Linked DNA regions of Mus musculus: regions 2 and 3 are each linked to region 1. The links are chromatin loops, found by intact Hi-C in ENCODE. Cell type or tissue: gastrocnemius. All regions are shown on one strand.

Region 1 (8,000 bases):
AACTAGTACCCTGCGTCCTATGTATAATACATAAACACCACTCCATCAAGCACCACGTGGGACTCTCGGGCCCTCCATCCCTAGCTTCAGTTAACTCCATTCACACCGTGACTCCGTAAGGCCGCAGTTCCAGAATGACATGAATTACGACTCCACATAGCACCACTGACGGACGTTCTGCTGCAGACTATAATTCGTCATGGAATACATTTTTGGTGCTAAAACTGGTAAAGCCAAAGAGTGAAGAATAAAAAAAGGTCAGCACAGAAAAGAGAAGAATCATTCCTCACTCTGCTGGGAATAAATAAATAAATAAGAAAGGAGGGAGGGAAGAAATATAAAAAATGCAGCCAACCAAAGTCTAGTCATCTAAACCCAACAAACACCCAGAGAAGATACTAATCTGGAGTAAAGTATAGCTATAAGGGCTGAGGGCAGGTCTCTATGAACACACCACCGAGTCATTTGGAATTCACTCCCTGAAGTGACTAGGTTTTTATTCACCCGTGTCACAAACATGGCCTTGAATAGATAAATCAACAAACAGGAAATCAGCCTTGGCTTAGGTTCATACTCTTTCCTGTGATCATCCTTCAAAGTGAAACTGGATTAGCTACGGTCAGTGTTCTAGTCTTTCTAGGGGAGAAGCTCTGTTATGTGAAAACCATCTGATGGTTCTAAGCACCAGACACAGGGCTCGCACACAACCTGCTCCTAAGCCCGTCGCAGGAGGTGTTCAGTGGCAGCCACTGGAACTTCCAGCTGACACACATATTGGTCCAGAATCAGTTTTTCAAAGCATTTAGAAACACTAGCTCATGGCCTGGGAGTAACTTTTCAAGGTCTTTGCTGCGGTGTAAAAAGCAAATCTCCAAAGGTAATAAAAGAGGGGAGGGAGAGGGGAACATCTGGACAGGCTCCAGAGAACTCACCCGTGCAAAGTCAAACGCGTATCTGTAAATGAGCTTAAAGTTTGTTGTATCGTTTAATAATGATCTTAAGTAATCCAAAGTAGTTCTGAGTTTTTCTGTTGTATCACATCTAGGAAACAGAATAAAGGTAAATTACAACCTGAGTGTTTTTTTTTTAATTGAAGTAATTAACATAAAAACCAAAAGAATAAAAAGCTGGAGACGGGACTGTGTCTATAATGACCAGTTGCTCTCTGTACTTTTTAATAAATGTTGAAGGCATAGAAGAGTGCCTACACAGCAACCCAGCACAGCGTTACACACTCCCCTTCACACTGAAGCTCTTCTCACGTGTGTACACGTGTACTGTGCCACCTGAAAGCCTCAGTGACATTTCCCATCAACCCTGACACCAGTTCAGAGTTCCGCGAGTGTCTACTTCCTCAGCTTGCAAACAGCCAGCGCCGCCTCTAGCTGCTCTACAGAGCGCCTTCGTAGTTGCTTTTAGAGACCACTACAGTTGTCTCTGCAGCGTGTCACTCTGTCAAGCAGGTTCCCCATGATCACACACATAGCTGATGGGAACATGGCACTGTGTGTCCTTATGTCCTTTCTGGACATACCATGAGGAACCTTGTCACATCAGGCTGAAATTAACTTGTATTAATGCAAGGAGGGATATGCTCCAAATTCTCCATTTATTATTTACTTCTGTGTATTATTTACATGTGTGTGTACATGTGGGGGCCGAAGATCAGTTTCAAGTACCACTCCTCAGGTGCTCTACACCCTGTGTTTTGAGTCAAGGTCTCTTATTGGCCAGAGATCTACCGAGTGAGCTGGAATGGCTGGCCGGTGAGCCCCAGTGCCCTGCCTGTCTCTGTCCCCTGTGCGGGGATTTACATGTACACACCACTATTCTTGGCTGTCTCTGTCCCCTGTGCGGGGATTTGTGTGTATATACCAGTCCTTGGCTTTTAACATGGGGTCTGGGAATCAAACTCAGACCCTAGCCCTGTACAGCAAATACTTTGCCAGCTGAGCCTCCTGCCCAGCCCCAGTGTGCTCTCCTAGCTATGGAACACTAAGCAGCCCCTGGCTGCCACCTTAAGACTGTGACTGCCCAGTTCAACTTTTTTTTCAACTTGCTGTTTTCCTGATGCCTCAATTTATCCTTAAGTCGTCTGTACATAAGCTTACAGATTAGACATTCTAGTGCAGAGACACTGATCCTGCCTGTGACTTGGGGACGTTCAGGTATATCAGTGAAAGCCCTTCATGTCTTCTGCTAGTGCTCTTCCACGGCCCCTAATAAGACACCTGTTCCGGGGTCCTAGCCACTGCAAGCACCTCCGCCCCAGATCCCCCATGCCTCCCCTAGCAGCAAGTGCAGCAGGGCTGGATGGCCACTGAACACCTCCCCTACCCAAAGCAGCTTTACCTCGCTGCTAGGCTCACATTTGAAGACGCAGCACACGGATTCCTGATCCTCCATCCTCCTGTGAGGAGCCCCGGACAACACTGTTCTCACTCTGGGACTTAAGAGTTGCCATTTCTTTTAATTTGGTGTGCTCATCCATTGTGGATTTGAGTCTCTGCAATGGGGACTGTCCAGTTTGGGCAGTGGCCCTTGAATCTGGCTGCATCCTTCTCATGTGTGTCCACCAATCTCTGCACACTTCCTCCTTCCCTGGCACAGAATTTCCTAGCCCCCATTTTGTTCTTTCTCTGCTTCAAACTTGAAACCAGCTGTTTCTCTAGGGAGCCCTGCTGATGACAACCTGTTTTTGCCAGTAAGTAACAGTGTTTACCTTTGATGAGGAAGCACACTAATTAGGTATTTTTATAAAATAACTTTGGGTTTTTTAAAAAGATTTATTTATTTTATGTATATGAGTACACTGTAGCTGTACAGATGGTTGTAAGTCTTCGTGTGGTTGTTGGGAATTGAATTCTTTTTAGACTTATGCTTCCTTCAGTCAACCCCTCTTGCTCTGGCCCAAAGATTTGTTTATTATTATACACTGTAGCTGTCTTCAGGTGCACCAGAAAAGGGCATCAGATCTCATTACGGGTGGTTGTGAGCCACCATGTGGTTGCTGGGATTTGAACTCAGGACCTTCAGAAGAGCAGTCAGTGCTCTTAACCGCTGAGCCATCTCACCAGCCCCACAAATTAACTTTGTTTGCAACATGTAAGCCTTAAAAAATGAGAACCAGGCTAACAAGATTGGGGGGGGGGGGTCACAGTGCTTGTTACACAAATTGGTGACCTGAGTTCTATGCCAGGAGCTTACTTAACAGTACCAAGTCCTCCTCTGACCTTGTAATGAATGGTGCACTGAAGTTGCTGAGAAGTTGGCTCTAGGAAGAGGGGTGGACTGTCCTCTGGTCCCAGTCCCATCCTGCGCAGCCCCTGATCAAACCCACTTAAGTGTCATCTTTGTCAGGGGAATGGGCTGCCTTCCCAAGTGAGGCAGGGATTATGGAGAACACTGAACAGCAGGCAAGGTGCCCTTAAAGAGCGCTTGAAGGCAAAGCTTTTTCCTCACAGAAGTTACTGTGGTTTGTTTACCCAGTACTAGGAAAGTGTCTAACGGGAGGGGACGGAGGGGTGTGGGAAAGGCTGGAAGCTCGGGGTGGAGGTAGGGAGCCCCACTGGACTGCCTCGGCCTCTCCAGTGGGTTTCCAGCTGCTATTCCTGGACTGCCCAGTCAGGAAGCAATGCCTTAGTAGGGCTTCCCAGTCAGTGCCTGGGGGATGTGTGAGCTCCTGACATAATGACTTACTTTCCCGGTGGTTTTGTTCTTTTCCTTGGAAGTTCAGCGAGGGGGCTCAGCTCTGTCAGGAACTCTATCAGGCATGCCACTGGCTGCTTTAAAAGGGCTTCCACAATCAATTCTGCTGGATAGTTTGAGCCTTCAGTTTGATGTTTGTTACTGACTATAGTTATTCTTTTACTTTCATTTGCTATGATATACTTACTGAACTCACTCGTTCAAGGCCAAAAGAAGAGCTATACACGCCTCCCACAGCCACTGTGAAAACTTTATATGGAATCCTACAAACAACAGAGGCAACCTCCTACCATGGGAGAGACCAGGCTTGCACCCTCGACAGCTCTTCGGAGCTCTCAAAATTGGGGTAGGGAAGGAAAAGAGTTGAGAAGCTGCGAGTCTAACTATAGACCTAGTGTCAGAACCCAAATGAGGATGGCAGAGACGAGTAAAACACTCTCGACAGCATGGGGGTAGGTATCCTGGGACACAGGAGTGGCAGCTGGCTTAGGCTTATTTGGCGTTGGTTGTACTATTGCAGAACCAAGACCCCAGTAATTAAAGAAAAAGTAATAATGTTACTCGTACTGAGGGAGGGCTTGGAGAGGGGGCAGCTTGTCCATCCAAAGCCATGTAAGGCTCCTAGTCGGCACAAGAAAGGAAATCTAAGGGACACATCTAGATGGGCTGTTCAGTCCCAAGCAACAGATTCAGGTGCAGGAACCTGAACAGAGAGACCTGCTGGGAGAGAACAGAGTGTGTGGGGGTGCTGGGACACAACAGTGTGTGAAAGCAAAACAAGACCTGTGCAGGCCTGGGTGACCTTTCTCCTAGAGAGAGACACCTGCAACTCATGGCCAACTGTGAGAAGTGAGCAAGTCTCCTATACTAAATGTGATCAAATGTCTACCCAAAATTCCACTTTGTGTATCCAGTGGTACTGTTCCATCTATCACAGGGCTCTTTGTAAAGCCAGAGCTCATGCCAATAAGAAGACAGGGCTCAGTCGCACTGCCTGGAACAACAGGTTGCCACCTAGTGGCCACCCAGCAAAGACCCTGTCAGAGGGAAGGGACAATAGACAAACAGAGGGCTTTCTGGAAAGTGGCTGTATTCCCACCTCACACTGGGTAATCACAAGTGTATTATACAGGTAAGTCTCAAAGCTCAGTGAGTGAAGCCCACTTCCAAAAGCTTTCCCCACGGCCCTCCACACCACCATCCCTTCACTTGGCCACCAGAGCTTTACACAAACACTGGCTACCGTTCTAAGCCCTCCCCAAACTCAAGGCCCTTCTAGTTCTGACAGATCCCCACTGTGGGGTAATAACCGCCCTGAGAAGCTGTCTTTTCACCACCAAAGGTTGGACTGCTAGTCTGTACCTGTGTCTGCCCCTCTCTCTCACTCATGCACGCCACCAATTTGTGTGCTGAAATCTTAATTCCTCAAGGTGACTGTGGGCATTATGCCGAGGATGGCTTTACCCCAGGCACACAGGGAAGAATGCATTACATTCAAGGGTCATTAATAACAAAACCACAGTAAACAAGGGCAAGGGAGGATGCGAAGTAGTTAGGAGGGAGATGGGTGAGGGTCACCAGGAGAAGATGGGAAGAGTAGTCAACTGTTAGGAGCAAAAGATATACATGCTTCATAAGATTTTAAACAAGCAAGTTAAAAATATTTTTAAATTTTTGGAGGTGAATTTTGGACTGAGTCACGAAGGCAAAGCCTCTGTGAATGGAACTAATGTCCTTAAAAAGCAGCCTAAAGAAACTCATTTGTCCTAACCAGTGGGTGAGCACACAGCCATAAGGCACTCTTTGACAAGCCAGTTCCAAGCGGTCCCTAGATTCCAAAGCTGCTGGAGCCTCGGCCTATAGCTTCACCCAGAACTGTAAGCAACAAACTTCTGCTATATCAATTTAAATAAAGTAAAATGTGTGTCACTGCATAGAAATGCAGGTTTTTATCATAGGCACATGGGTTCCAACTTGAATCTAAAGTATTTAACAGGACATATTTAATAAAACAAAAATGACCAAAACCCAGGGGAGAGATCTCAAACAGAAGACAAACTAAAAAGACAGACCACTTCCATTTCAGTCCACACAGCCACTTCCCTTTGAGGTTTTCTGTGGACTAGGTAAACACATCTTACAAGCACAGGACTTAGTGATTCAACTAGCAGAATGACTAATATTTCTGAACTTTTAAAGTATTATTTCTAAGTCCTGCCCCTAATGGACTTTGACTTGGTGACAAGTCACCTTCATGGTCAACCTGGCTGCACTTAGAATCACCCAGGAAGCGTAACTCTCAGTGCCTGCTGAAGGTGTTTCCAGAGAGATGACTCAGGGGTGGGCACCCACCACGCTGAGTGTGGGCAGCAGCACCCCCGGGGCTGGGGTCCTGAATGGGACCAGAAGGAAGGATAAAGATGACAGTGTGGTTCATATGCATCTGGAACGAATTTATAGGAGGAATGTGGAAGAGTTTAAAGCTGCAAAGCCTTCAAGGCTAGCAAAGTTCATAAGCAGAGCTTACCCGGCAAGCCTGGTCAAAGTGTGGAAGACTAGAGTGCCAAGGAGGCACATAGGAACTCACCGGCTCTCAGGAGGGCACGTGGGTGGGGGATGGAGCTTTGGGAACTGGACTGGAGATCAATCATATTTGCCAAGGAACTGTCACACGCCTGTTCATGTCCTAAAAACCTGAAGGCTGAGTTCAAAAGTAGTGGTCTATTTTGTCTATTTCAAGACAGTGTAAAATGTTCAAGCTGTGGCGTGGCTCACGTGTGTTCACCTACGTTTATTTACAGTCAAGAGAACAGGAAGGAAGGAGCGTGAACACGGCTAGAGGTGAAGAGTAGCCACTTTGGCGAGGGTTCAAACCATTTTAATACTGGGATCAAGACCACAACTGAGCACTGCTGACCAGCTGGAGCTGTACAGAGACACTGCTCAGCAGAACCCTCAGCCTGGGTCACACTAAACACACTTCAAAATGCAGCAATGCAGACTCACTCGAAAACTCTTATTTGGAGAGCGACTGATTCAAGTGGCACCAGGAAGGAGGCCACCTAGGAATCCTTAGGAAGGTCCTTCCCCAGGTTCAGGGGCTGCTGCAGCTCTGGTCAGGTTGTGTTTAGAGCTGGCAGCACAACTTGGCACAGGTGCTATTTTTTAGGCATGCACAGTACAAGAATTACGGAGTCAGCCAGGCGGTGGTGGTGCACGCCTTTAATCCCAGCACTCAGGAGGCAGAGGCAGACGGATTTCTGAGTTCAAGGCCAGCCTGGTTTACAGATTGAGTTCCAGGTCAGCCAGGGCTATACAGAGAAACCCTGTCTCCAAAAAACAACAACGACAAAAAAAAAGAACTACGGAGTCATGGAGAGAGAACTGCCAAGGTTCCCTAAGGATGCTGACATCAGGCAACATGTAGTAGAAAGGAGATTCTGCCCAGAACTCCGAGTGGGCAGTGCGTCACGCAGTGGAACTAAAGCCCGTGTTATGATATAGATTCCGAAATCCCACAGATGGCAGCCAGGAAGGTGGGCATGTTTACTGAGGAACCTTTGCAAGTACAAGGAGAGCTGGCCCGAGAGAGACACCATTTGTTCCACAGGTGACAAGCAGAAGGGGGCGGGGGGTAGCATGGCTACTCCAGCCCAGTGGAGCGCAGAGAAAGCCATTTCGAGCCCTCAGATCCTGGGCACGGAGCTTCAAGGTTTTGTGTCCATTTAGGGTTTCTGGTCTCACTTAGGCTGATCTTTCCTGCTATCCTCCCAGTTCCCTGTTTTGGGAATCAAAGTGTTTATTCTATATCATAGTACACTGGAAGTATGTTTCTTAACTTTCTTAATTTCACAGGGCTCACAACTAACCGACTGCCTTGACTCTCAAAAGAGAATTTTGGACATCTAAAAAGTGTTGGAACCCTGAGACTATGAAGACTTTTAAGTTGGTCTAAATGCATTTGGCATTCTGAGGTGGCCATAAGCCCAAGCAAAGTGTCCACCCAAGCTCATGTTTGAGAGCTTCCTCTCGAGCTAGCGGCATGGTTCTGAGGGGCTGTGGAGCTCTCGGGAAGTGAGGGCAGGCTGGAGGAAGCAGACCTGCATGCCTCTGCTGCTAGGCCTTCCCATGTCAGACATCTACTCATGGCGTGTGCCAACATAAACCTCTCCTCTCTCTGAACTGCTTCTTGCATTAGTTAGTTTTCTGTCATTTTGATAAAAGGCTTTGATCAAGGTAAGTGAAGGGAAGAACAGGTTTATTCTGGCTTACGATTCCAGAGGGCTAAGAGT
Region 2 (8,000 bases), 59 kb before region 1:
GATATTCCAGGTTCTTTGTGTTGCAAACCCAAAGAGTGAATTTCACAGATAATGAAGATAACTTTATGAAGCTTCAATATCTAGAGAGAGCAAGTATAGCAAGTAGAAGGGGGCCTCAGGAGAAAGTTGTCTCTGAGGGGCTTTGTCCAAGAGTTAATGAGACATTTGACTAAAGAAGTAAACAAGTCTTTGAAATGGCCAAGGAATAAGGAGAGATGGGCTGGTCAGCCCAGCCGGCCCAACCACAGGTCCCACAGAGTGCCCATGTGCCTCTCCATCCTTGTGACTGGACTGAGATTCTGGCACAAGTCTTCAAGGACCAGTGAAGTGCCTCTTCGTGCATAGCTTCCAGACAGCTGTGTTCATTAGGTTGCTATGCAATAGAAGAAGATTAAATAGATACGTACATAAATAACCTAGGACATGAGCCAAACCAGTGCCACCTGGCCAAACATTTCTGGCATTTGCAGCCAGATCAGAATAACCATGGACTCAAGGGTGCTGCGAGAGCAGGTTGATTTTGGAGGTCCCACCCTAACCATCTGTCAAGTTTCTTTTTCCCCATCATAAGGGTGAAAAGATGGAAGTTTCAGCCCAAGAAGTGAAGGCTACTCCCTCCTTCCTCTACCTTGTTCTTCTTCTTAGGCCCTTGGTGGACTGGATGATGCTGTCTACCACATGAGGGTGGTGGTGTTCTTTACTAGGTCTACTGAGTCAATTGCTAATCTTTTCCAGAGACAGCCACTAGGCACACACAATAGTGAAGCTTTGCCTGCTACCTGGCTACCCCTTTGCCTGAAAGACAAGAAATCGACCATGATTCTCTCCATCCTGCATCCCTCACTGTGCAGACAGCATGGCTGCTGAGATGCAGATATGACCACGTGGATTTCCCTCCTGCCTGTTTCTATAAAACTCCACCTAACTCTGTTTCCAGACCATGTCACATCCATGTCACATCAGCCCCAAGTCTTCCTTCTGAACCCTCCAAAGGAGCCTCCTTTAGCTGACTAGCATCTACACAGGGCTCAGCTTTCTTGTTATCTCCTTGGGGAACTGTTAGACCCTAGAATTAGTTGGATTCCCTTATTACGACTCTCATTACACATCGTTAATTTTCACAAAGAAGACACGCATCATGTGTACAATTAAATGATTATACCATGACCACCAGCTCAATGTCTGTCTGCCCTTTTTATACCAGGAGCTTCATGAGAACAATAACAACAACAAAACCCCGCATGTCTGTCTCACCGAGACTTCACATTTAATAGCTTCTTAATATATGCATTTATTGAGTAAATAATGAAAAAGCATTCTCTGTAGTACAGACCAGGGAATTCCATGATCGAGGGCCCCGCTTCTCATACAGCTTGCTTATTCTTTATTACATCCTGCCTGCTTATGACAACCTGAACCAAGTCAGCCAGTCAAACAAATTCTCACTCTTACAAACACCAGCCTCTGTACTGACATGGACTGAGCTGTGCTGCAGTCTACTTTTTGCATTGTATGTCTGGTGTTTCCAACGCCCAGCATCTATCTGTCTACTCATTGAAGACTCCACTAAAGGCACATCTCTTCCATAACTCTTTTTGTCCTTATTCCACCCAGGTAGAAATGACCACTTCATCCCCACCCCCACCCCCACCCCCACCCGGGCCACCATAGCACCATTCGTCTTGTGGAAACGACAAGACTTCATATGGCTTGGTTGGAACCCACTAGACTCTTCCATTAGCCAGTCTCCAACTCTTGATGGATAGTGAATGTCCACTGGAGTTTCAAACTTTTGGTGTCCCAGAACCAAAACATAGACAGAGACACATGGGACGTAGCAGAAGCAGGTGGAGTTTATGGAGAAGCCATGTGCGTCTGGGAGCAGAAAGGGGCCAGAGCTGGGAGGAAGTTTAGAGGCTCGGTGACAAACACTGTACAAACTGCTGTGAACTTTCATATCGCAGGCTTTGGGGTCATCCACACAGCCTGGGCCTTTTCTGTTCATGCTCTATTTGTTACATGTGGGCCTTGGTGGCAAAGAGCCTCCAGTCTCTGTGCCAACCATTCCTTTAATATGCTAATGTTGACCTCACTCACCATGGTACTCCCCTGCCTCACACCAGTTGGGTAGGATTCAGCTTCAGTGTGGAATCAAAGAGGATCCATTCGCGAAGCTCATAGAAAATTGTACGTGGGGCTTTGTCTCTATTGATTTGTTCTCTTGTTTTCTTTTCAACTTCCAATAAAAGCTCTCGTGGTGTAGCAGAGATGGCACGGGCACCACAGCTCAGCAGCCGGATTCCTCAGCAAGCCCCTAGGCTTCTGTGAGAGCACATTTAACCGCCTCTCAGTGTGCCTGCTGTCAGCGTGGCTGGGACTGGAAGCCAAAATTCCAGATTTTGACACTCTCAAGTCTCAGCCTGAGTTCTGTGGAGCCCTCTCCCTCGGCTTCTTCTGTATTTTCCCCCCTCTGAGTTTATGTCTCCAGTTCTGTTATCCCCCAGACGTTAAACATCTTGATTTGATTCAGGTTGCTCTTTTGCATTTCTATAGGAGAATTTTATTATAGGAAATTATAACAGATATATAGTTAGATATATAGTTATATATATAGTTATATATATATATGTGTGTATATATATATATATACATACATATATATAACAAATATAATTTTGTTATAACAAATTTTCCTCAGTCTTACAGCCCCATACTAGCATGTGGTAACCCCAGAAAAGCTTTAGAGCACAATCCCTGGTATGACTTACCCTCCTCCATTTCCAAAACCATTAAATAACTATGTCTTGGCACAGGCTGATACCCCACACATGAACCACAGCAGTCTCACTCTCTTTGAAGATCAGCAGGTGTCACAAATCACTTGTCCTTTACTGTCACCTCCCAGTGAAGTCCCTTGGGTATCTGATTGACAGCATTTCCTCTGCATCCTCTAGGAAGGTAGCAGGTGTGAGGTCTGGGACTCCATGTCCATGGTTGTTTTGAGTGACCATATAGGGGCAGGGCAAAGTCACTGGAGTAACCAGGATGACCAGAAGTGGCTATAGGAAATACAAAACAGTAAATAAATTCAAACCAGCAAGACACTCACACATTTCTGGTCTATTTAAAATACAAGCCCCACTCTTCCCTGGGCTAAAGGCTATCCTTGAAGCACTTTCAGATCAAAGGAGACAAAGTGGGTGGGGTAGAAATTCCCACGTATTGTGAATAAAAAGGTTTGATGAAGGTCAGCGGTGCCTATAGGAGACTCTGCTGCCAAATAGAGACAAGTGTCAGGCTTATGTGCCCTGGTCTCAGAAGCCTATCTGCTAGCAGGAAAGGGAGAAAGAGCCCATCAGTTCATTTTCTGGGAATCTCATATTTCATATTCCAGGAGATCAGAAAAAGACCTATTTCTCGCTAAATCCCATTTTTGCACCACCCTTGTCCAGATGCCCACTCTAATGTTTCTCTACCAGCTCAAATTTCTAGGCAAAGTGGGCAGCAACGGAATGGCTATATCCCAAGGCTTTGCAGACTGTCACAACAGCCTAGCAAATGGCAGCTGTTCTTTGGTCACCACAGCCAAGGACATCCCAAGCACAGATAAGAAACTGGCTCAGCCTTTGATTATTTCATCCACTTCTGTGTGTGAGAGTGTGTGTGTGCATGTGAGTGTGTATGTGTGTGTGAATGTATGTGTGTGTGTGTGTGTGTGTGTGTGTGTGTGTGTGTGTGTGTGTGTGTGTGTGTGTGTATTCATAGGACTAAATGTGAATAGCGTTCTTGTTTATTTCAGTAAATACAACCTGGATGTAAGTCCTGTTATTTAAAAAGAATATTCTTAATATTTTCCTTTGGCTATCACTACTGACTAGCTTTTTACAGCTCAACATAATTTTAATTCACCATTATTTTCGTTTTATTTTTAGATGTCCAAATGTTCACAAATGGACCCATAGGGTACCCATCCCCCCACCCCACCCCCCTGCCACCTTAAGCTATTTTCTGTGTCTTTCTCTGTTATTCCCGAAATATTATTGGTTTTTGGTAATAAATATTTCAGTGCAGTCCAGAATGTTCCTCAAGAATGGAAATTGCTCTCTCTCTCCAGGGAGCTCTGCTTTCTTTTAGTGGAGAATAATGACTTGGGTTTTTCTGCTGTGAAATTTGCATCACTGAAAAGGCTCACATTCTGTGAATCACACACTACAAGCCAAGAGCAGACCAATCAGAGGTAACTACTGACAGGGGCGTGGCCTCAGGAACAGAGTGCTGAGCAGAAGTCACTGGTCCCTTGGAAATCATAGGAGACTACCCCAGCAGGCAAGGATGCACCCATCAGCTGCTGTGGGGGAGGGGGCTCAGTCAGTAAAATGCTCTCTGCACACATGCACAGGCCTGCAGTCCCAGTGCTGGGCAGGAAGGACAGAAGGATCCCTGGGGCTTGCTGGTCAGCCAGAATAGATGAGTTCCAGGTTCAAAGAGAAACCATCTCAAAAAGGATGGAAAACAATCGAGGGAGATGCTAGATGTCAACCTCTGGGCAAACCTGTGCACATGCACACACACACACACACACACACACACACACACACACACACACACACTCGCTACATTCACATAAGCCATGGAATGGAATATTGAGGCAGTTGGAGCAGAGCTGTGGGATGCCTGGACAACGTACTGGGCAGAAAGGACAGAAGGGCTAGCATCCTGAAGGACTCCGTGTCTAGCATTTAGTCTAAGCTTCACCACACAGTTACCTGGCAACAGCCAGGTAAGCCTGACCCACTATAAAAGGGTCTGCTTGCCACTTCCTTGCTCTCTTGTTTTTTCTTGATCTTTCTGTTTCCCTTCCCCCCTCTCCTCATTCCCTTTCCCCCCCTCTCTCCATGTGTTCATGGCCAGCCTCCTCTACTCCTCCTCTCTTCTCTTCTCTTCTCTTCTCTTCTCTTCTCTTCTCTTCTCTTTCCTCTCTCTCTCTCTCTCTCTCTCTCTCTCTCTCTCTCTCTCTCTCTCTCTCTCTCTCTCCCTCTCTGCTTCTACTACACTCTCAATTCCCCTCCCCATGCCCTGAGTATGTCTGGTCTCTTGAGGGGAAGGGATGGGCCTGCCGAGGCACCCCCTTCCCCCACACCTCCATAGAACATATCCCCACTCTCTTTATCTTTTTATAAACACAACACTCAGTATAGGAAATCCCTAGGCACCAGAAGTGGCTTGGCATGGATACATGCCTCTCTGTGTGTGTCTTGTGTGTCTCTGTGGGCTTCCCTGGGGCTGAACTAATTAACATTATTGAAACACGCTTATGAACTATCAGCCTTCCACCTCTCTGCATGTAAAGCATATCTGCTCCTCCTGATCCCGAATCTGAACTGGCCTGCTTTGACCAAGGGACAACAGATGCAGTGACACGGCAGGGCCTCTGAAAATATTAGGAGGTGCTTCGAAACCTTGGCTGGGTGTCTTGGAATGTTCTGGATGAAACCAGCCACTGTGTGAGGGATCATGATACCCTAAGACAACCAGGCTATAAGGAAGTGCAAATTAGACCACTGCTGGGGTTGGGAGACATGAAGAGAGCGTGCCTCACCAGCTGGCAATTGATCCCGACAGCCTAACTTGGGTACTGTTGAAGATTGCCTCTAATGCTTTGATTCCATCAGGAATCTGCATACCCAGATACTAAAGGTCCTATTCTCTAGTTGGTTTTTGATCGATCAATAAAGATGCCAACGGCTAATGACTGGGTATGGGCAAGAATGCAGAGAGGAACGAGGGAGGTTCGACATTATTCGGGCCAGAAGGATGGAACACAGTAGTGGCAGGAGATAAAGCCAACAGGGCATGTGAGATTTTGGGTAAGTGGCAACTTCCTTGATTGAATCCCGGGATAGAAGGGGAAGGTTTAGGAGTGCCCAGCCTTTGAGGTAGCCAAGGCATTTAAAAATAAGCTAATATGTGTGTGTTTTATTCATGGATTCAAAGATAGCTCCTGAGCAGGTGAGCTTGCCAGGAGCCAAAGTGGTGTAGCCAAAACTCACCACAACAGGGTACCCAACATGTAATTATGACAATGGTTTCTGCCATGTCCATAATTAAATAATATGATAAGGTTTATATTAAAAATAAAGTAGCTCATTGTCAATGTAAAACACAGTTCTCACCTCAAAGGGAATAGGAGGTAGTTTATTCTAAGCCAAATGTAAGTGACTATGTCCCATGATCCCAGATTCATGTCTTTCCAGACAGCATGTGGAAGTGTTGCACAAACTTTTAGAGTCACAGAACAAAATAAAGTCATAGATCGAGGCATACGCCAAGCACTCCAGACTACGGTACATCTGTGATCTTACAACAAAGAAGAGAAATCCCTGTATAGGTTTCGGATGTTGGCTGATAACCTGCTTAGCTTTGCAGCTGGTGGTCTGCTAAGTTAATGCATTCCTTTATCTAATAGTTAGAAAGATGTTAGATATAGAGGGAGGTGGGGAATGGCTACTAAAGATAGCCCACAAGATTCTGGATATGCAGTGTTGGTCTTCCCACAGTCGTGAAGTTCTCTTGAGTCGATCAGCTTTGAGGAGTCTTCAAAGGAAGCATGGCTTTCTTTTTATATTTTCCCTTCCTGGAACTTCTAAACAGAAGAAGTTTGCATCATCGGCCTCCAAACTCTGAGAAATAACAGCAGGTCACTGAAGCTGCTCAGTTTGTTTACACCCAGTTAACCAGAAAATAGGTCAATATTGTTCTGGTTGATCTTGTCAGCTTGACTAGACTGAGAGCTCTCGTGGAGCTTAGTGAGGCACATCTCAAATCTGTGATGTGTCTGTGAAGACGTCTCCAGGGATGCGTCAGTCACCAATCCTCAGGGCTCTAATCTCGTGCCTGGGCCTTCTCCATGATGGATTAAGTTGTCTTGGCATTATTGAGAGAAAGAGAAAGATGAGAGTGGAATCTTGATGGAGTCAGCAGGCCATTGGGGGTCCATCCTTGAGTTCAGATCTTGCCCTGATCATCTCTTGTACTGATCGTTTCTTTCTCTGTACTTCCCGTTATGATGTGGGATGTTCTACTCTTACCACCACGATGGATTGAACTTTCTGAGACCATGAGCTTTCAAAACAAATCCTCCATTCTTCTTGGTTGTTTACTTCAATGTTTTATTGAAGACATGAGGAAAAGTAACCAGTGTAAATACACAGTGCTAATTATTAAAATCAGGTATGAGAGCACAAATAGCTCTGAATGCTGAGTTGGGGACAGGGCTACAACAGGGGAACAGCTAGAGATGATCTCCTTAGCATGCCTGAGTGCATATTAGTAGTAATTTAGTGTCGGGTTTGTTCTGTGATATACCTAATACAAATTGCAGTTCCCATCCCAGACCCTGATTTTAAATCCCTCTCTTATACAATTTGCTGAGGCAAGGTAAATGAAGGCTCTTGAAAAGTGCTGTGCCTCCCATCAAACCTTCTGTAAGGAAGGGTGCTGAGCTGATTAGAACTTCACAGTAGAGAGGTTACAATGTTGCACTTCCAGAGCCACTTGACCCTGGAGCATCTTTAGACCTTTGAATAGTCTGTGAGTTCCCTCTTCTGTACATGGCATCCCATCTGTGTGAGCATTAGGTAAAGCCTTTGGAACACATAAACAGACCCCTAATTTCCAATCAACCAACAGACTAAGAATGCTGTCAGATGAATCTGATGCCGATAGCAGGTGGCTTCCTATGGATAGAGAGCTGTGCTGTCTAGTAAATGACAACTTGACACAACTTAGAGTCATGTGAAAGGAAGAAACCTCAATTGAGAAAATCCCTCCATAATATCTGGCTGTAGGCAACCTATCAGGTGTTTTCTTAATTGATGATTGGTGGGAAAGGGTCCAGCTCATTGTTGGGGGGAAGATTCTATCCCTGGGCTGGTGATCCTGGGGTCTATAAAAAAATAAAAGCCATGGGGACCATGACAGTAAGAAGAACCCTTCCATGG
Region 3 (8,000 bases), 96 kb before region 1:
GATTCCCATCTGCTAAAATAGATAAGGCAGAGAAAGCCTTACTCGGTAAAGGAAGAAACACAATCTACATTATGTATGAATATGGAGACAGAGTCTAGATGGAATAGCTTAAATTGCTGAACATGGTTGGTTGTCCTTGGGGAACCAATGAGGGGAGAAGAGGAAACAGTGACACTGCCATTTATGATGGGCCTTCTGGCATGCCTAGCTCTCGACTGTGTGCTTAGGGTCTTGATAAAAACATCCTCTAAGAAGACCACCAGGTAGTGTGTCCATCTCACTGATTAAACACGTCCAGAGACCTCACACACTCAGAGAGCACTGCTGGTTGCTTCCGGGCGTGTCTGGTGCATGCCTCGTAAGAGCAGATATGCCTGTCTTTCAGATTACACTTGTCATCTGGGCGGTGATCCGCATTGGGCCAAATGGGTGTGATAGCATGGAGTTCCACGAGAGCGGTCTGCTGAGGTTCAAGCAAGTGTCTGACATGGGCGTCATCCACCCGCTTTATAAGAGCACGGTGGGAGGACGGCGGAATGAAAACCTGGTCATCACTGGCAACAACCAGCCAGTAAGTTTCCACACTGGGGGCAGTGTGTGGAGGAGGGGGGCATAGACGGCAGTTCTCGAGATATCCTACAGCTGAAAGCTGGAAATTGGTGTCTTCTCTTTTAAAATATGCATTAACACACAAAGTTATCCATATTCATAAGTACTCGACAGTCAGTAATATTGTTGGCTTTATAACCTTGCTAGAGTTAGGTATGCAATATTCCAGATCTTTTTTCCAGGAGAAAAACTCACTGGTGTAAGAATTTGTAGGTCACAGTTTTCTTTTCCAGATGACAAAGCCATTGTAAGAGCTGCCTCCCAGGTCAGAAAGCCTAGGTTCTGGGAATCAGAAAGAGAAATGCTACTCGGTGGCAGACAAGGCCCGGTGCTGCTAAAACACAGCACTTAGCCAAATGAAACCTCCAGGGTGTTCCATACCTCCGCCGTGACCGTCTTAGGGCCCAGCCGTGTTCCCTGTGACCTGTGCTGTTATACAGGGGGTCATGTGTGAGCAAAGGACTGTACAGACCTGCATTTTAAAGTTGTATATCATGCAGAGTCTTATGAACAGGTGCAGCTAAAGGGACCTGAGGTCTGGCTCTCACTGTCGCTTCAGGTTCTGTCCTTACTGCTCTGTAGTTCTCTTAAACCCAATCGGCTCCATCACTTTGTCTGTCGCATCCTTTGAGAACAGACTCACAATGAAGCACTTTTCCCCAAGATTGTCTTCCAGCAAGGGACGACCAAGCTGAGTGTTGAAAAGAACAAGACCTCCATCACCAGCGACATCGGGATGCAGTTTTTTGACCCAAGGACACACAATATCCTGTTCAGCACGGACTATGAGACGCACGAGTTTCATCTGCCAAGTGGGGTGAAAAGTTTGAACGTTCAGAAAGCATCGACTGAAAGGGTCCGGTTCATTCTTTTATCAATGCTAACGGGGGATTTGTCAGCAGCTACTCCCTGGGGGAGGACTTAGGCCACCTGACAACCTGACTTTCAGACCATTGGAGGGCTGCAGCCCTGGCCTTAGCCTGCACACACACTAATAAGTCCTCTCTTTGTGTTAATCCCCACAATTATAAGCCTGCCTTGCATAGTCCAGAGTTGAGACACCCCCTTCTCTATGATAACGATTCTCTCATTACCCACAAGCTCGCCTTAGCATGTGCTTTCATTTTTAGATTACCAGCAATGCTACCAGTGACTTAAACATCAAAGTCGATGGGCGTGCAATTGTGCGAGGCAACGAAGGCGTCTTCATCATGGGCAAAACCATTGAATTTCACATGGGAGGAGATGTGGAGTTAAAAGCTGTGAGTATTTTTTCCTGTGTGAATTTAAGATAATTAATTTTGGAATAGTATATAATTACATGTGGAGTAGTATGTGGAAAATGATTTTTTGTCATGATGAGATGTTCAAAATGGATTGTGAAATGAAAGAAAATTATAAAATAATTTATAAGATATTTCATTTCTTTCAGAGCATGTGCAGTTTATAAAATCTGGAAGAATAGAGTAAAATAATAATGTTTAGCTAAGAGTGGTAGAATAACAGGTGATTTGATTTGTAAGTGTGCTTGTTTGCATTTTTATGTTATTTTAAAAGGAGAAAAGCCATAACCCAAGCAGCCCTTCTGAGAGAGAATTCTAGGAGATCTAACCATGTGTCCCTGACGTCGCTGCTGTTGTTCCACTGTAGGTTATTCCTGTTCGTTTCCAAGCTTTGTGACCAAAGCTGTAAGAAGAATACTTGAATGGGGCCACATGCTGTTATCTGACACCTGTTAGCTGTGAGGGAGAAAGTCTGTCATCACTGTGACCCCAGCTTCACAGGTCTCCCCAAAGCTTCAGTCAGCCTCCTACTTCATACAGAGCAGCTGCAGCCTGCACCCTGCTTACTGGCCTGGACTTTCAGCTAGAATGGAGTTACCCGCTTGCCTCTGGGCACCTTGCTCATCTTGCTTCCCTAGGGCTGAGGAAATTTGTGCTACCAAAGAGCATAAGGCACTAGCAGCCTGAGCACTTAGAAGTCATTCTCCCCTATCAAAATAAGTTCAGTGTTATAATTCGTAGAAATAATAAACCTTAGGAAGGAAAGTAGGTGTTTCACTTTGGCAGTTCCCCAACTGTTTAATCCCATCTCGGGATGATAAGATGAGCATAAGCTATAACTCCTGCCAGAGGCGCCGCAGCCGCCCTGAGGAGGTTTCCACGGCGCTGTGGTAGGGCGCTCTCTGAGGAATGACAAGCAGCCACGCCTGAAGCTTGCAGTTGACACTGAAGGTCAGAGAAGGGAGGTCTGAGGCCTTTGTGTAGAGAACGTGTGTGAGTTACCTGAATCTTTCATTCTGCCCTCCAGAAAAGTCTTGCCCCACTCCACCTTGTCAATGTGACAGGTCATGAAATAGTCTGAAGTACCCATACCTACTAATTTCTAATTTGTATTGAAAAATACTCAGCTTTGTAAGTCAGTTGGTATCGATCATTCGAGTGCAAGCTAATCATTAGCAATAATTTTGCCGCACTACTTCCTAAATGTTAACTTTCACTTTTATTTTAATTGGCATGTAATATTCTTACTTCTGTGGAACATTGTATGTTTTGATGTATGTGCACATGATCAAATTAGAACAGGCAGCATGCACATTACCTCAGATATCTTCTAAGGCTCTTAGACAAAGAACATTCAAACCTATCTCTCCTGACTCTTAGTGCACAAATACTGTTAACACTGGGTACTGAATGCTCGGCAAGAAATATTTTCAAGAAAGTAAAACTAAATGACCACAAGATGGCAGCATAGAAACAAAATCTGAAACAGCCCTCACCACTGCATCTCCCACATGCAACTTTCAGAATAATATTGAGTGCTTTGTTCTGAAAATTTGCATGTTCTGCCAGTAAAATCCATGCTGGTATTCCAAATTAAATAAGCTCTGGAATATGAAATGGTTCCATTCCAAACGTTCCAGGCAAACGCCTGTACATAACAGTGACCATTCTATTCTGCCCTCTGACAGTCTTAAGCCCCTCCCTAAAGTGACGACCCCCATGCTTAAAACCTCTGCGTTGGCCTTTCCTGTTCAGGAGGGTTCTCTAGTCCAGCTGCCTGCCTCCTTTCCCCACTTCCACACCCACAGGCATCTGAACTCCTCAAGTGTGACATCCTGATGTCCTGGCTCCTCAGCAGACGTGCATTTCTATCTGTGCTCGGCCCAACTGCCACTGGCAAAGCTCAGCTCCACCTGAAGGGCCCTGCAGCCCCCAGCTGCTTCTCGCCAATGCAGCTTCTGTCTGTGTGCAGGCTATTGCACTTCCCAGACTGTTGGAGCAGCCTGCTGGCTCCCTTTTGCTGTTCGCCCATTAGATACGAGCTGCTTCTCTACCCAGAAACTTGTAGCCACCGACATTTTCTATGAGATGGAGTCTCACCTGCACCTTAGGCTGGCCTGGGCTCAAATCCTCCTGCCTCTCAAGTGCTGGATCGGAACGCTGGGATATAGATTTGTGCCACAGCGCCTGCTTCAGACCTTTTAAAAAGACCCATCTCTATCACCCTCTAAGTGAGCTTCCCTTCCAGATAAAGCCCTAAGTCTATCAGCTCAGCCCCCACTATTTATAGGTCTGCCCCCACTATTTCTTTGTCTCACATCCTTCTGAGCCCCTTTCCCTTAACTTCTGAGCGTCCTGTACCCTGAACCTACATAAGACACACCCTCACTGTGGCCTCCACTGGCGAGCCTTCCCTAGTGACCCACATGCCCCACTCACTCACACCTCCACTTCTGTTGGGATGCAAACGACTGTCTCTGGCACCTTGTGTAAACTGCAGTCCTCAGCCACCCACCCTCTGTTCACCCTGCTTGTCTTCCCTTGTAGCATTTATGCCCCCGCATGCCCTAGAGTTTCCTGTGCTGACTTATTATCTGCCTCCCTCCAGTGAACAGCACTCTATAAGAACAAACTTGGCTGTTGAGCCCATGTTCACTGTCATCGCCCCAGTGCCTAGGATGGCGTCTGGCAGGTGACAGCATTTAGTCATTATTTGTTAAATGGGAGAGAAGAAAGGAGAGGAGGAGGGGGGGAGACAAGAAGAAACTTACTAGTCTCTTGGGAGGCTGAGATGGCTCAGTTGGAGAAGTGCCTCCAAACAAGCAAGGAGACCTGAGTTCAGAACCATCCATCACACACCCAAGTAAAAAGCCACGCATGACTGTGCCACGAGCCTGTAATCCTGCTGCTAAGGCTGTAGAGGCAGACGGATCAGACAGAGTAGCTGACTTGCCGAGCTCCAGATCCAGTGAGAGAGACAGAGACAGAGACAGAGACAGAGACAGAGACAGAGACAGACCTTGCAATAAGGAGTATGATAGCCACTGACAAAGGCATACATGTTCAACCTCTGAGCTCCATGTGTGCACATGCTCACACAAATGCTTGAGAGCGCGCGCGCGCGCGCGCACACACACACACACACACACACACACACGGTCTTAAGAGTGTACAGATGAGAATGATTCTGTAGCTATGAGTTTAAATAAGAAACCCTCAGTTTTTTTTGAAGGCCTAGTCTGATAAACTACATAGTTTTAATATTTAATTGAATTTCTACTAACTAAATTTAATTTCCTATAAGAGAAAAATACTCTTCTCCCCCAATCAATATCAACATCAGTCAATAAGTAAAAATTCTCTGGAGTCAAAAAGTGAAACTTACCCAAGACTTTGTCACTGTGCACAGGCTGTGATCTTGACTCGTGCTGGCGTGCTGAGTTGTAGGTTTGTGGATGTACAATATGGGCTGACTGGGCGAGGGGTCGCCTTTGAATCCTTGTGTGTATTGTGACTTTGCTGTGCCACAGTTGGTTTGATCATGGCTTTACTCTCTGACTGCCAACTCCTCCTCCTGCTAGTTCCTAAGTCCTGTCTAGTTTAGTGTCTCTCTTTCGTGCCCGCTGGTGGATGTGACTGAACCATGTTACTGTGTTCCCATAGGAAAACAGCATCATCCTCAACGGCACGGTGATGGTCAGCCCTACGCGCCTGCCCAGTTCCTCCAGCGGGGACCAGTCAGGGAGTGGTGACTGGGTGCGCTACAAGCTCTGCATGTGTGCAGATGGCACACTCTTCAAAGTACAAGTAACAGGTCACAACATGGGCTGCCAGGTCTCAGACAACCCTTGTGGGAACACTCATTAGACGGTGCATCCGCAGGGCTCAGCGCGCTCAGATCTGACTTGACCTTCCCCTTTTTAAGAATGCATGTGAACCATGTTTGTACAGCGTTTGCCATAACTTGTAATTATTTTACCTGGGGAGCACCACTGTGTCTATTATGTACTCTCCATATTTAAGGGATCTTGAGTGCCTACATTCTAATACATTTTAGTAAGTTGCACTGATACTCAACAGTTCTCTAAAACAATGATGAGAAATTAATAAAATAAAATTAATCTTTGAAGTGTTTTTAACATTCTACTATATCTTGTCCTAGAGGACAAAGGGCTGAAGTGGTTGAGACACTCCATCAGTAAGCCTTGGTCATTCTAAGGGAGAGATCCACTAGAGATGTTTGGAGAGACAGGGACACTGTGCTCTGTCTTTGGTTTTTAAAAGGGAAGGCACAGATTTTTAATGCATTAACCCAAAGCTACATTTTCACAAACAAGTCATTAAGGAGCTTTCCATATATAAGCTTGTAAGAAACTATGTTTCCTTAGTTTTGCACTAAAGAAAATACTGTCATGGTATGTTTACTTGAAATAATGATACATGTATTTACGGTGTGTGGACGTTAAACGCAATCACAGTTCTCACTCTCGTGAGCAACAGAAGCCATCATCATCAGGCCTCTTCTTGCTGAGCACTGTCCTGGGTGCGATACACTTGATCTCTCTGACTCCCACTGCACCTCTCTAAGCAAGGGCTTCGATCCCAGCTTTACCCATCAGGAAACTGAAGGTCAGCGAGGTTCAGGATGCTGCCCCATACTATACAGGGTTGGGAGTCAAGTACAATTCCAACCCAGGTAAACCTGATTCCAAATGTGTTTCTGCCTTTTTTACTATCTACACTGAATTTTCAACTATTTAAAACTCTCAAAGAATGGGAAAAACCTAATCCTAATTCACCTAACAGGTAAAAAAACAAGCATGTGTGCTACTCTAGTTAAAATGCCAATGCTAGAAAAACATGACCAATCACTGTCAGACTTTAAACTCTCTTGAGCCAGTTCTAAGATGTCATTCAATAGACAGACCAGCTTGGTCTGCTTGTCATGTGGGAGTACCTGAATGAGTTATAGAGAAGCTGGCATACTTTTCCCTAAACCCTGGGGAAGCTCAGTGGAAAGGGGGGAAGCTAGGCCTCAGTAGGTCCTGCTGTCCAGAGGTTGTTCCTCCTGTGTCCCATACCAGCATCACCCTTTAGAAGAATTCTGTGTGTGCCTAGAAATTAATATACACGAGAATAAAGGGTGCTAACTGGAAAGATGACGCAGGTCATTTTAGCTAGGTATAAAACCTTGATCTCTGCTCCTCACCTCAGTCTCATTTTAATTAATTACAGCCCTCAAGCCAGTTGATTCTTAGTACAGTTTATACTTGATTTAAAAGGAATTTCTTGGTATTACTAAGAAACATGGGATTGGGGATGAAGAATAATGCATAGCTCCAAAGCAGACAGTAGGGAGGCACCATGGGCCTAGCTACAGAGAAGGATGTTGGTACTCTGTCATGGTCACTTAGAACTGTGTGGGTAAAAAATGAGCACATAAAACAATTCGTGTTCACTGTTGTCACAATTCTGTCAAATGAAAAAATGAAATACCTTATAGACTGTGAACTCAGGCTAAGGTGAGAGTTGACTGGAGACCAGACACTAAGTGCAGATTTTAGATGTAAAGAAAGAGAGCAATTTATACCTCTGGATATATTCAAGTATTGTTTAATAACTAAATAATGCTCAGAAAAATCACGCTTGGAATTCTCATGTCCATGCTCAGTGTATTTTTAAATTGTACATTTGTTTCATGTTCTATTTAAATTTGTTTTGAGAATTTCTTTAAATAAATATTTTTACTAAATCCACAGAACCCTATATTACAAAGTATTATTTACTGAATACAATTCATGAGAAAAAAGTGTATTTTTACGTCTGTGGGAAACACTTGTGTTTTGATACATCTCCATTGAGCACTTTGAAGTTTGAGCATATCCTGCTGCTCTGTAAAGCGCGTGGTTACTAGGTATGCTATTTTAGACTGCATTTTGGGTAGACCCTCTGACACACTGACCTGAAAGCAGAGAAGCGGAGCTTGGTGCACAGTGAAGCGGCACTGTTAAATCTGGCCACCAGGGGGCGTATGCCTTCTCATGTGTTCATTTCTTCGGTTTTGAACATAGCACACTGAGAGGACTTACTGCAGCGCTGGGGAAGGTA

What was found. A loop is a pair of places that touch in the nucleus more often than their neighbours do. Peaks named below come from ENCODE experiments on the same cell type or tissue, not always from the same donor. Only the 100,000 strongest peaks of a DNase experiment are listed, where the experiment ranks them.
Region 2: a loop joins it to region 1, with 4 times the contacts of the local background. A loop is called at or near these places in 2 of 42 quality-filtered maps.
Region 3: a loop joins it to region 1, with 7 times the contacts of the local background. A loop is called at or near these places in 26 of 42 quality-filtered maps.

What each region holds. Positions count from the first base shown.
Region 1 is chr5:73,537,088-73,545,087 of GRCm38, reverse strand. It overlaps Dcun1d4 (DCN1, defective in cullin neddylation 1, domain containing 4 (S. cerevisiae)), which reads right to left. Exons shown (of 11, transcript NM_178896.5): 8 at 933-1,041. Among named protein-coding and RNA genes, the nearest start is that of Dcun1d4, 50 kb to the right of the region's middle. In gastrocnemius, a CTCF peak has its summit at 4,723 (motif pointing left); a DNase peak (open chromatin) is centred at 4,716; H3K27ac peaks cover 692 bases.
Region 2 is chr5:73,595,751-73,603,750 of GRCm38, reverse strand. No RefSeq gene overlaps it. Among named protein-coding and RNA genes, the nearest start is that of Lrrc66, 33 kb to the left of the region's middle. In gastrocnemius, a CTCF peak has its summit at 646; DNase peaks (open chromatin) are centred at 2,087, 2,323, 3,537, 4,330 and 1 more place.
Region 3 is chr5:73,633,254-73,641,253 of GRCm38, reverse strand. It overlaps Sgcb (sarcoglycan, beta (dystrophin-associated glycoprotein)), which reads left to right. Exons shown (of 6, transcript NM_011890.5): 3 at 386-571; 4 at 1,274-1,465; 5 at 1,740-1,871; 6 at 5,556-8,000. The coding sequence ends at 5,759. Among named protein-coding and RNA genes, the nearest start is that of Lrrc66, 4.8 kb to the right of the region's middle. In gastrocnemius, CTCF peaks have their summits at 3,348 (motif pointing right) and 7,899 (motif pointing right); DNase peaks (open chromatin) are centred at 2,765, 3,837 and 7,912; H3K27ac peaks cover 263 bases.